2 separate regions of the Mus musculus genome follow, and region 2 is linked to region 1. Evidence: chromatin loops called from intact Hi-C (ENCODE). Cell type or tissue: heart. All regions are shown on one strand. Links, peaks and the distances in the headings refer to the core of each region. The heading gives the core; the rest is flanking DNA.

Region 1 (4,755 bases), core at 420-4,419:
CTTTTGGGAGGACACCGAAGTGAGGCAGCCATATGGAGGGTGGAGGGGAGGCGAGTGATGGAGAAAACGGGGTCGAAAGAGACCAGGCTGAGCCTCAGCAATGCTGGGTCCTCCGCAGCTCGCTGACACAGTGAGGAAGGTCCGGGTGCCATCTGTGCTAGGGAAATGGTATCCTGGGAAACAGATGGCTGGACAAGCACACCCTCTGACTGACCAGAGCCCTACAGTCAGGTTGACCTTCCTGGGAGGTTTAGGATGGAGTGTTCTAAGAGGCTGTGGGCACAACAGTTGTAGTCCTTGTCATCACGACGTCCCCCTGTTGCTAGATCAAGAATGCTCTGGTTTCTTGCTTTTGGCTGCACTGTTCTAATGCCCCTCCCCCACCCCATTCTGCTTCTCAGGTTAGAAAAGGCCAGGAGCTAGTGAACACTGGGGATAGTTGCTTAGTCAACCTTTGGCACATTCAGGACATTCATTCATTCATTCATTCTCAGTCATTCATGCTCGCATGCATTCCAGTGAGTACTGACTGAGCATCTATAACTGCAGACACTGTCTTAGCTGCTAGGGACAAAATAATTAGCAAAACCTAGACTCTGTGCTTAAGGAAAGGCACATCAAGAGGACAGGTCACCACACCCTCAGAGGAAGCTGAGGCAGGAGAATCATGAATTTGAAGCTGGCCTGAACTATATAGCAAGACACTTTCTGACACAGTAAGAGAACAAGAGAAAAAAAATACATAATATGAGAAGTAGGGGGGACTCCATTCTTGGTAGCCAGACCCGTCCATGCCTGTTACCAACAACTTCTATTCCCTCCATCCTCAGAACTCTACCCTGTTAATTCAGATTTAAGTCAATTTCTTCAATTTTGTTCCAAAAGCTTAAAATGTAGGTGGAAAGCTGGTTATGAAGGACATTGAGTATCAATTCTGAGTTTAGCCTTCATTCTGGGGCATTAAGGAGCCATTAAGAATTTGGGGCAGGGGAATGCCATTAGACTCTAGTCAGACAGTGGGAGCAGCAGGAAGAAGGAGGAGGAGGGGGAGGAGGGGGAGGAGGGGGAGGAGGAGGAGGAGGAGGAGAAGGAGGAGAAGGAGGAGGAGGAGAAGGAGGAGAAGGAGGAGGAGGAGGAGAAGGAGGAGGAGGAGGAGAAGGAGGAGGAGGAGGAGAAGGAGGAGGAGGAGGAGGAGGACGGGGAGGAGGAAGGAGGAAGGAGGAGGAGGAGGAGGAGGAGGAGGAGGAGGAGGAGAAAACAGAAATAGGAGAAAGCTGTTGAGCCCGAAGCAAGGAAGTCCAGAAAGTTACCTGGGCTCCTCACCAGCCATGGGGGTGGGGGTCAGAACACAGCAAACCCCCTTCACACCAGAACTGGGGCATTCTGCACAGGGCCTTACCTAGAAGAGGCAGCACGCAGAGCAGACATGTACCCGCCATGGATGGGCACCCTCCCCGACTCAGATACCTTCATACATAATTAACCTCCTCCAAGCAGTGCTGTCAGGAAGAGTTAAGCTTAATCTCTTTCTTATACAGATGAAGAAATCGAGATTTAGTTCAAGCAGCCCTAGACCTGCATCCTGCCTCCACTATCCACCCATGGTACAGAAAGTTCTCTGCTGGCTGAATCCTGGACCTGTGGTTGCCGCGCACAAACCTTGTTTGGCGAAGCTGTGTCTGGCCGGTCCAAAGGTACAGATTCTTGGATTTACTAGCCTGTGGCAGATGCATCGGGGCATTAGGGGAAAAGTCCTGAAAGGGGTCCCTGGGAGTCTGTCCCTGCTACCACTTCTCCTTCTTCCAACCTTTGCTGCCCTGAGGAGATAACGAGATAACAGGCCTGGATCTGAGGGCCTCTTTTACAGGTAGCCTCTCCCTAGCCCGGGCTCTGGGAGAGGTCTGCTGCCACCTCACCTTTCCCGGTCTTTGTTTTCATTACTAAGACAGATGAGATCGAGAGAACAAGTGCGCCATCTGCTGGGCTTATCATGCAAGTTCCAGCTGCAGCTAGCCGAGCAGCAGGCGGCGATTGCCTTCCTGTTTGGATTTTAGGCCTTATAGTTAGTTTTTTTGAGTCACCTCAGAAGATAGTAAGACCTCGTGACCAGTGACATCTTTTATGAAATGAATCCCAGAGACAGGCTATCACTTTATAGCTGGAAACTCGGTACCGACAGGAACTGCCCATCATCCGGGTACTCAGGCTGTGGGACGAGGCTGGAGAAAGGCAGGCATTCGGCAGGACCACAGAAACAATGGGGAAGATCAGGCAGAGGGAGAAAGCCCACTCGGGCCTTTCCCAAGCATTCAGGGCCTGCAAACTCTCTCTGTGGAGATTAGGGTCCTCTGGCACCATCCCTGTACTACTGCCGTTAGCAATTTTTTTTCTTTTCTCAAAACTGCTTTAAAAAGAGGTGGGGGGAATTAAACCATAGAAATGTGAGCACCAAAGAAGATCGGATTGTATAAAGGTCATCAGTATGCAGTTAAGAATGTTCAGGAGCCAGGCGTGGTGACGCACGCATTTAATCCCAGCCCTCCGGAGGCAGAGGCGGGCGGATTTCTGAGTTCCGGGCCAGCCTGGTCTACAGAGTGAGTTCCAGGACAGCCAGAGAAACCCTGTCTCGAAAAACAAAACAAAACAAAACAAACAAACAAACAAACAAAAAACCAAAAACCAAAAAACAAACCAACCAAACAAAAAGAATGTTCAGGAATTATCAGGATTGGAAGTCGGTGGATACAGGCTGAAAACAGGTTAATGGCTTGAAAACCTTCAAAGTTCTAGACGGCCAATAGCTTCTAGATTAGAGCATAAGGGGTTGGAGAGGTCACTCAGTGGTTAAGAGCACAGGCTGCTCTTCCAGAGGACCTGGGTTTAATTCCCAGCAACCACATGGCAGCTCACAACTGTCTGTAACTCCAGTTCCAAAGAATCTGACACCCTCACACAGACATGCATGAAGACAAAGCACCAATGTACATAAAACTAAGTCCATCATTTTAAAACACACACACACACACACACACACAGAGCTATCCTCCTGGTAGTTAAAGAGAGTTCCAGGACAGCCAAGATTATACAGAGAAACCCTGTCTTGAAAATCCAAAACAAACAAACAAACAAAATTAAACAGAAACAAAAGAAACGAATGTAAAAGGAATGATAACTAATAAGAGTTCCTTGCTTGTGGTAACATTCTCACCACACTGGACTCACATCTTGGAAGTTTGTGAACAGCAGGCCAGAGAGCTTGACTAGCAGTGCCTGGGCAGGGGGCCTGTGTGTGTGCAGAGACCTCACTGAGTGGCTCACTCGGGTGTCCATTTGTCTTCACACTGAAAATCATCAGAAACGGAAGGCAAAGGACAACGATCAGGATCCACAGAGGCAGCCGGCAGGGCTGATCTAGGAGGGTTGGAAGTCACCACACTCAAGGCAAACTTAGGTCACCTGTGGGAAATCACAAACTTTCTTCCGCTACTGAATCGGCAGCGTTGGGGAGATGGCTCAGATAGTAAAGGACCTGGTTTTAGATCCCCAGAATTCAAGTAAAGAAGCTGGGGTGGTGGCACATGCTTGTGATCCCAGAGCTGGGAAGAGAGAAGAAGATGCCTGAAACTCACTGGCCCATCTGCCTTGCATGTTCAAGGATGATCCAAGACCGCGTCTCGGAAAACGAGCTGGATAGTTCCTGAGGAAGCTCCAGCCTCCACATGCACATACACACTCCAACACAGCCTCATCCAGCGGCATGGGCAGACACAGGAAGAGGCACGGGGTTGGCTCAATGCCCTGATCTCCTTTTTCAACCTCTGGGGTCTGGGTGGTTTGAAGCAGCTCGTGAGCTCTGGGTGCCTCACTGTCAAAGCCCAGGGGCTCTGTTGATCCTGGCAGGGAAAGGCAGCCTGGCTTTCTGGAGTGAGGCACATCTACAGGCTCAGAGACAGATACATTGATCAGGACTAAGCTGCTCGCCTCTGTGCTGTGCAAGTGGAATGTGGTGGCCAGCCAGGAGCACTGTCACCCCAGAGATTGATTGTCACCCTTTGATGGACAGAGTCTACATCCCAAATATTCCCACACCCTGGGGAAGGGACCAGAAAATCACCAAGCAAGAACCTCCTTAGAGATCAGTGGGGGAGAGGTTCTTCGGAAATCGTATTGACCCAACCCGAAATATAGTACCAGAAAACAAGTCTATTCTTGCAAACAAAGCAAACAACAGCAACACAATCAAGTCCCTTATACAAGCAGATTATGCAAGGGCACCAGACGTATGCAGACTTTTCCAGGTTAAGTTCAGTGTGACCTCACACCAGTGTCATTGCATTCAAATACAATATCCAATCTCCCAGACACCCATAAAGCTCCTTGTATTGAGTTCTTTGTGAATGGCAATGGGTGGTAGGAACCTGAGAAACAGGAATGTAGGGTCTCAGCAGGTTAAAGGAGTGGGAAGGAAAAAGGGATGAATTCTAGTCAAAGCTGAATCCTACTTGAGAACAGCAAGGGGCTGTCAACACAAAGTAGTGGGCTGGGGTTGAGGTCCATGACCTGCTGGGGAATGAAAATTATGAAATAGTCTGTCTCTACAGACAGGATCAATAGTCTCTCTCTCTCTAGATGTGACCCCAAAGAATTCAGGCCTACAATTTTAAGAACAGCCTACTGCTCCTTATTTTGTATCCCTATACACACAGCTTAGTGTAGCTCTTAGGCCTCATTAGAGAAGTTCCTCTGGGCAGTAGA
Region 2 (4,755 bases), core at 375-4,374, 380 kb before region 1:
ATGATAGGCATACATGGGCGGAGCTGTTGATGGTGTGATGTTCAGTTGTGCGGGGTCATACCTCTCAAGGGGTTTGAAGTTTTAATTTGTATACGTATGTATGAATGTGTATATTTATGTTTGTATTCGTATTTGTGCAGGAGCACATGGGGACTTAGTTTTAGTACTATGCAGTACATGTGGCCTGAAATTGGAGCTCCACTTCATTTTATGATGCTTTTCAAAGCTGAGACAGAAAAAAATCAAGACACTTCAAGCAGAGTCTACAGAGGTTAAATGAACTACTAGGTTGATTGGATAGTTATGGATAATAGCATTACTATAGTAAATTATTACTGAGGTATCGAAGCAAGTATTTTGGAAGAGAAAAATCAACAATAGCCAATTGTATTCCTGGAAATGTGATTATCTGAGCTGGAACAATGACTCAGTGATTAAGGGCACATTGTGTTCTGCTGTTTATTCCCTGTACCCTCAGAAAACTGAGCTGTGTGTCCAGGAAACCTAACACTTAGGGCTTCAAGTAGGATTCATACATACCACATGAAAAAACAAACATAATTTAAAATATTAAAAACAAATTCTTGCTGGGCAGTCCCATGTTTTTAATCCCAGCACTTAGGAGGAAGAGGCAGGTGGATCTCTGTGAGTTTGAGGTCAGTCTGCTCTACAGAGCAGGTTCCAAGACAGCCAGAGCTTCACACAGAGAAACCCTGTCTCAAAAAACCAAAATAAGATTAAAATCAAATACTTAAACCTCTTTAAAACTTTGACACGTGCAAGAGTTTTTTGCATAGGAATGATAATGATGGAAATAGGTCTCCACAGGAAACTGGCTATGAATCTTAAGAGTTCACCATATGGAAGAACACTGCAGAATGCCAGGGTGGGTTTCCACTGCCTGCTGACTTGGCCAACAACACTTCTGAAAATCACTTCCTTGTCTGGATTGGCAATCACAGCTTGCCATTGTGTAATCATGGAACATTCTCTGGGATTGTAATGAAATGATGATTGAGTTTTCTTATGAAGACTGGGTTTGTGTCATTCAAGCCAAACCAGAGACACAAGCCCTGCAGAGAGAAAGAGCAAGGGTAAGAGGCAAAAGATACCCTGGGTCATGGTACACTAAGTGAGGCGAAGATCCTGACTTCTGGTCATTGGCAAACCTCCATAGCCTGTTCTACTGTGAGGGGCACAAGAGGTCATCTGTGATGTCTCAAGCAGAGATGGGGTAGGTCATGTACCCTCCCTCCAGCCTGCTCCTCCTGCTTTTGGTCTGTTCTTCAGGCTTTGTTTTCTGTCAATTATAGACAACACCAAGATTGGACATGGACACAGGTACTGTTGTCTGCCTATACTGTCAACTCATTACAAACTAGTACTGCACCCTCCAGTTTGCATCATGGGGTGGGGGGCATCCAGCCTGAGAAGTTTCTGGGTTCTTCTTGTGCTTCCTTTCCTCAGGATCCTCATAGAAGTGGATCTCATTTTATTCCAGTTTCATGAAAGAGGAGGAAATAGTGATTCTAAGAAGAAAAAGAATTGCAGTCCTGGGTATCCCTTATCCTGCAGACTCTGGTTCCTATTTTGACCCCCTTTACATGTGTCCTTGAACACTGCATTTGCCCTTGACCCTCCATAGTCCCCTTCTGTGCATTTGAGAGAGAAAGCTGTGCCTGATGGGGTTAGAATATGTACTGAACAATGAGTATGAACACCCTTAGCACTCACTACCTATAAGCTATTGTTAGCAACAGAGCATAAACTGTGAGGACAGAAATCCAAGCTCAAACTACCCTACTAGGAGACTGGGATCCATGATTCCCCTTAAAGAACCCTCCTCCATTGTAGAAAATCCCAGCCTTAGAAATAGAGGTAGTGCTGGCAAGATGGCCCAGTGATTAAAGTGCTTGTCATGCAAGTCTAGGACCAAGTGTGCATCCCAAGTACCCAGGTAAAATGTTGAGCACGGTCACTCATCTGTGTAACTCCAGCACTGGAAGGGAGCAGCGACAGGACGATCAATCCCTGAACCTCTTTCACCAGTCAGCCTAGCTGATAGAACAAGCTTTTATATTTAGTGGAAAGACTCAGTGTCAAAAAAGGTGAGGCTGCAGAGAGGGCTCCATGGTAAGAACACTCTTGTGGAAGACACGGGTTTCATTCCCAGGATCCTGTAACTTCTGGGATCCAACTGCTTCCTCTGAAAGCTACAGGCTTATGCATGTAATACACGCAAATACACTCACCACACACACGTACACATACAACGATTAATTTTTTTTCCAAAATGAACAATTGAGGAAAATACCCAACATTTCCCACAGGTATTCACGCATAGAAAGAGTCAGGGGGAACCCCGAACATCTGACACCTCAGCTCTTTCATCTCTAGGCAATATATCCATTAATAGGAATTGGAGTGTTACCCTATACAGTACCATTCTGGGCCAGCAGGGGTCTGCCATTGGTAGCTTTTAGTCAAAACATGAACTTGAATGGGGAACTAATGAGCCTGGCTTCACAGAGTCGAACTCCTGGATATTAATAGTGAGTATATGTATGTCAGATTTTGAATAGTTCAGTACAACCCACAGATCATAATTGTTTTTATCCACAATGAAGTGCTTGTTTTATTCTAGTTGGTTTTTCTTTTCTTTTTTTTATTTTTTTTTAACCCAGAAGATATATTCATAAGGAGACCTACCTTAACCTACGAGCTTGAACCATCCAGGTTTCTTTCAGAAACAAGTTGTTTTCTGGAGATACCAAAGGACCAAAGGTGATGTGGATCTTATTTTATTCCAGAGGACAGTGTGCAAAAAAAAAAAAAATAAGATTTAGATGCCTCTAATTTATAGACTCCACTTTAAAAAAAACAAGCAAAAAAAAAAAAAAACAAAAAAAAAAACAAACAAAAAAAAAAACAAAAAAAAAAAAAACAGGAGTTTAGTATATAGTTATTCTAGATTATTCTTAGGGGAAGTGCTCACAATGAACATGTAAGACAGAGGTTGATGTCTGTGTCTTTCTCACAATTCCTTGACCTTGTTTTCTGGAAACAGAGTCTCCCACTGAATTTGGGGCTCAAAGGTTCTGCTAGACTAGCTGGCCAGCACCCTCAAGGGGCCCTACCCCCAGGGCTGGAATTGTATGTGCACACCCCTGGTGTTTTCTAAATCTTCGCATGGATGCTGATGGTCAATCTCTAGTCTTCCTGCTTGTACTGCGAGCATTTTACCTAGTAACCTTGCCCCATGCCCTTTGGAGCACCCTGAATGTTGATTTTCAAACTACATTCTCAACCATTTTCACCCCCTGAAATATATACTTGCTGTGCACAATTATTATAACAATTACTGCTAAACAGCTCAGTACAGTGCTTCCCAGTTTTTAAAGGCCCTTCCTACGCATTACCTCATCAGGTCCATTTTTATAAGAAGTTAATTATTAGTCTCATTTTATGGCCAATGAAATTGAGCCTCAGGCAAATGAAGAGAGTTGCCTGAATCCCACCACTAATAGTGGCAAAGTTGGCAATTTTCTATGCTGATAAGATAAAAGTCCATAGGTATTAAATGATTTTAGAGTGTGCAAACATTATGTAAAGCAGGCTTATTATGAGTTGTACTTTTTCAGCAATTAGCCTGATTTTACTTATTAGCACCTATTTATATCTTGTTGCCATGCTAAACAGCAAGGCTGTCGTCTCTTTAAATTGTAGCGTGCCTGACTGTTGTTAAGTGTTCACCCCTTCTCTCCACATAACCACACTCTCCACTCTGCTCTTTGGGGAGATCGCAGAAAGTGGCAAGGATCCAATCTACCCACATCCAAAAGCTCTCCCTATCCTTGTCTCCCAGGGAAAACCAAACTTCATCAGTACAACCTAAAGAATGAGGTGCTGCTGCTTCTAGATAAGATGAGATGAAGGCCAGCTGGCCCAGGTTCTCATGGTTCCCCTACCACGTACCCGCTCATTGTGGGCACTGACTATAGATATCCTCTAGCTGTCAAAGGAGCCTTCAGGACTCCCTGCCTTCGATGTTAGGATCCAGGGTGGTTGTGGGTACTAAATGAAATGGAGCTTGGCATTACACCCAGGAGAATCAGAGATTCATGTTACAGGCTCAAGTCAAATGCAATATGAATTCAAACGAATTTTGTAGATGACTCTATGATTTTGATACCAGCCACTCTGACCTGCTCATGTTGCCTTAAACACCTCACTTCATTCTCTCCTCCTCTTTTTATTAGAGGTTTATTGGCACTAGATAGGATTAAGGAAAGGCACCTTGAACCTGGCTGGCTATGGCTACTCACACACCAGACCTGGTTGTGATGATCTGCCAAAACCCCAGTGTTAATCCTTTAAGGCAGAGAATCAACTATGCACCAGTATATTGTAAAAGATCTCTGAACAGTCACTTTGGGGTGCTTGGCAGGTGCCTGCTCCTCCTCCTTCAGGTACTGGGTTCAGGTAGCATCCTGCTAGGGACTTTGATAACCTCGACAGCCTGACTCCCTAGCTCCAGAGGCTTGCCTGACTGGTCTTGGGGAAATCTTGCCTCTTTTATCATGAATAGCTCTTCTAGAGGTAAGTATGTGGCCTGTGAGAAAAATCTCACACATCCAAAAAGCTCTGATAGGGTCCAGTTTTCTCCTTTCCCCAAACAGTACCTGCCTTTCACCTTGCCACCTCAAAAGGAAGTGCTCCCCATAGCTGCAAAGGAAAAAGCTGTACATCTATCTG

Evidence for each region. A loop is a pair of places that touch in the nucleus more often than their neighbours do. Peaks named below come from ENCODE experiments on the same cell type or tissue, not always from the same donor. Only the 100,000 strongest peaks of a DNase experiment are listed, where the experiment ranks them.
Region 2: it touches region 1 in a loop (3-fold over the local background); 12 of 42 quality-filtered maps call a loop at or near these places.

Annotation. Positions count from the first base shown.
Region 1 is chr2:101,903,184-101,907,938 of GRCm38, reverse strand. No RefSeq gene overlaps it. Among named protein-coding and RNA genes, the nearest start is that of Commd9, 19 kb to the right of the region's middle. In heart, for the core only: a CTCF peak has its summit at 1,990 (motif pointing left); a DNase peak (open chromatin) is centred at 1,978; H3K4me3 peaks cover 553 bases; H3K27ac peaks cover 1,083 bases.
Region 2 is chr2:102,287,943-102,292,697 of GRCm38, reverse strand. No RefSeq gene overlaps it. Among named protein-coding and RNA genes, the nearest start is that of Gm34268, 43 kb to the right of the region's middle. In heart, for the core only: a CTCF peak has its summit at 2,454 (motif pointing right); a DNase peak (open chromatin) is centred at 1,057.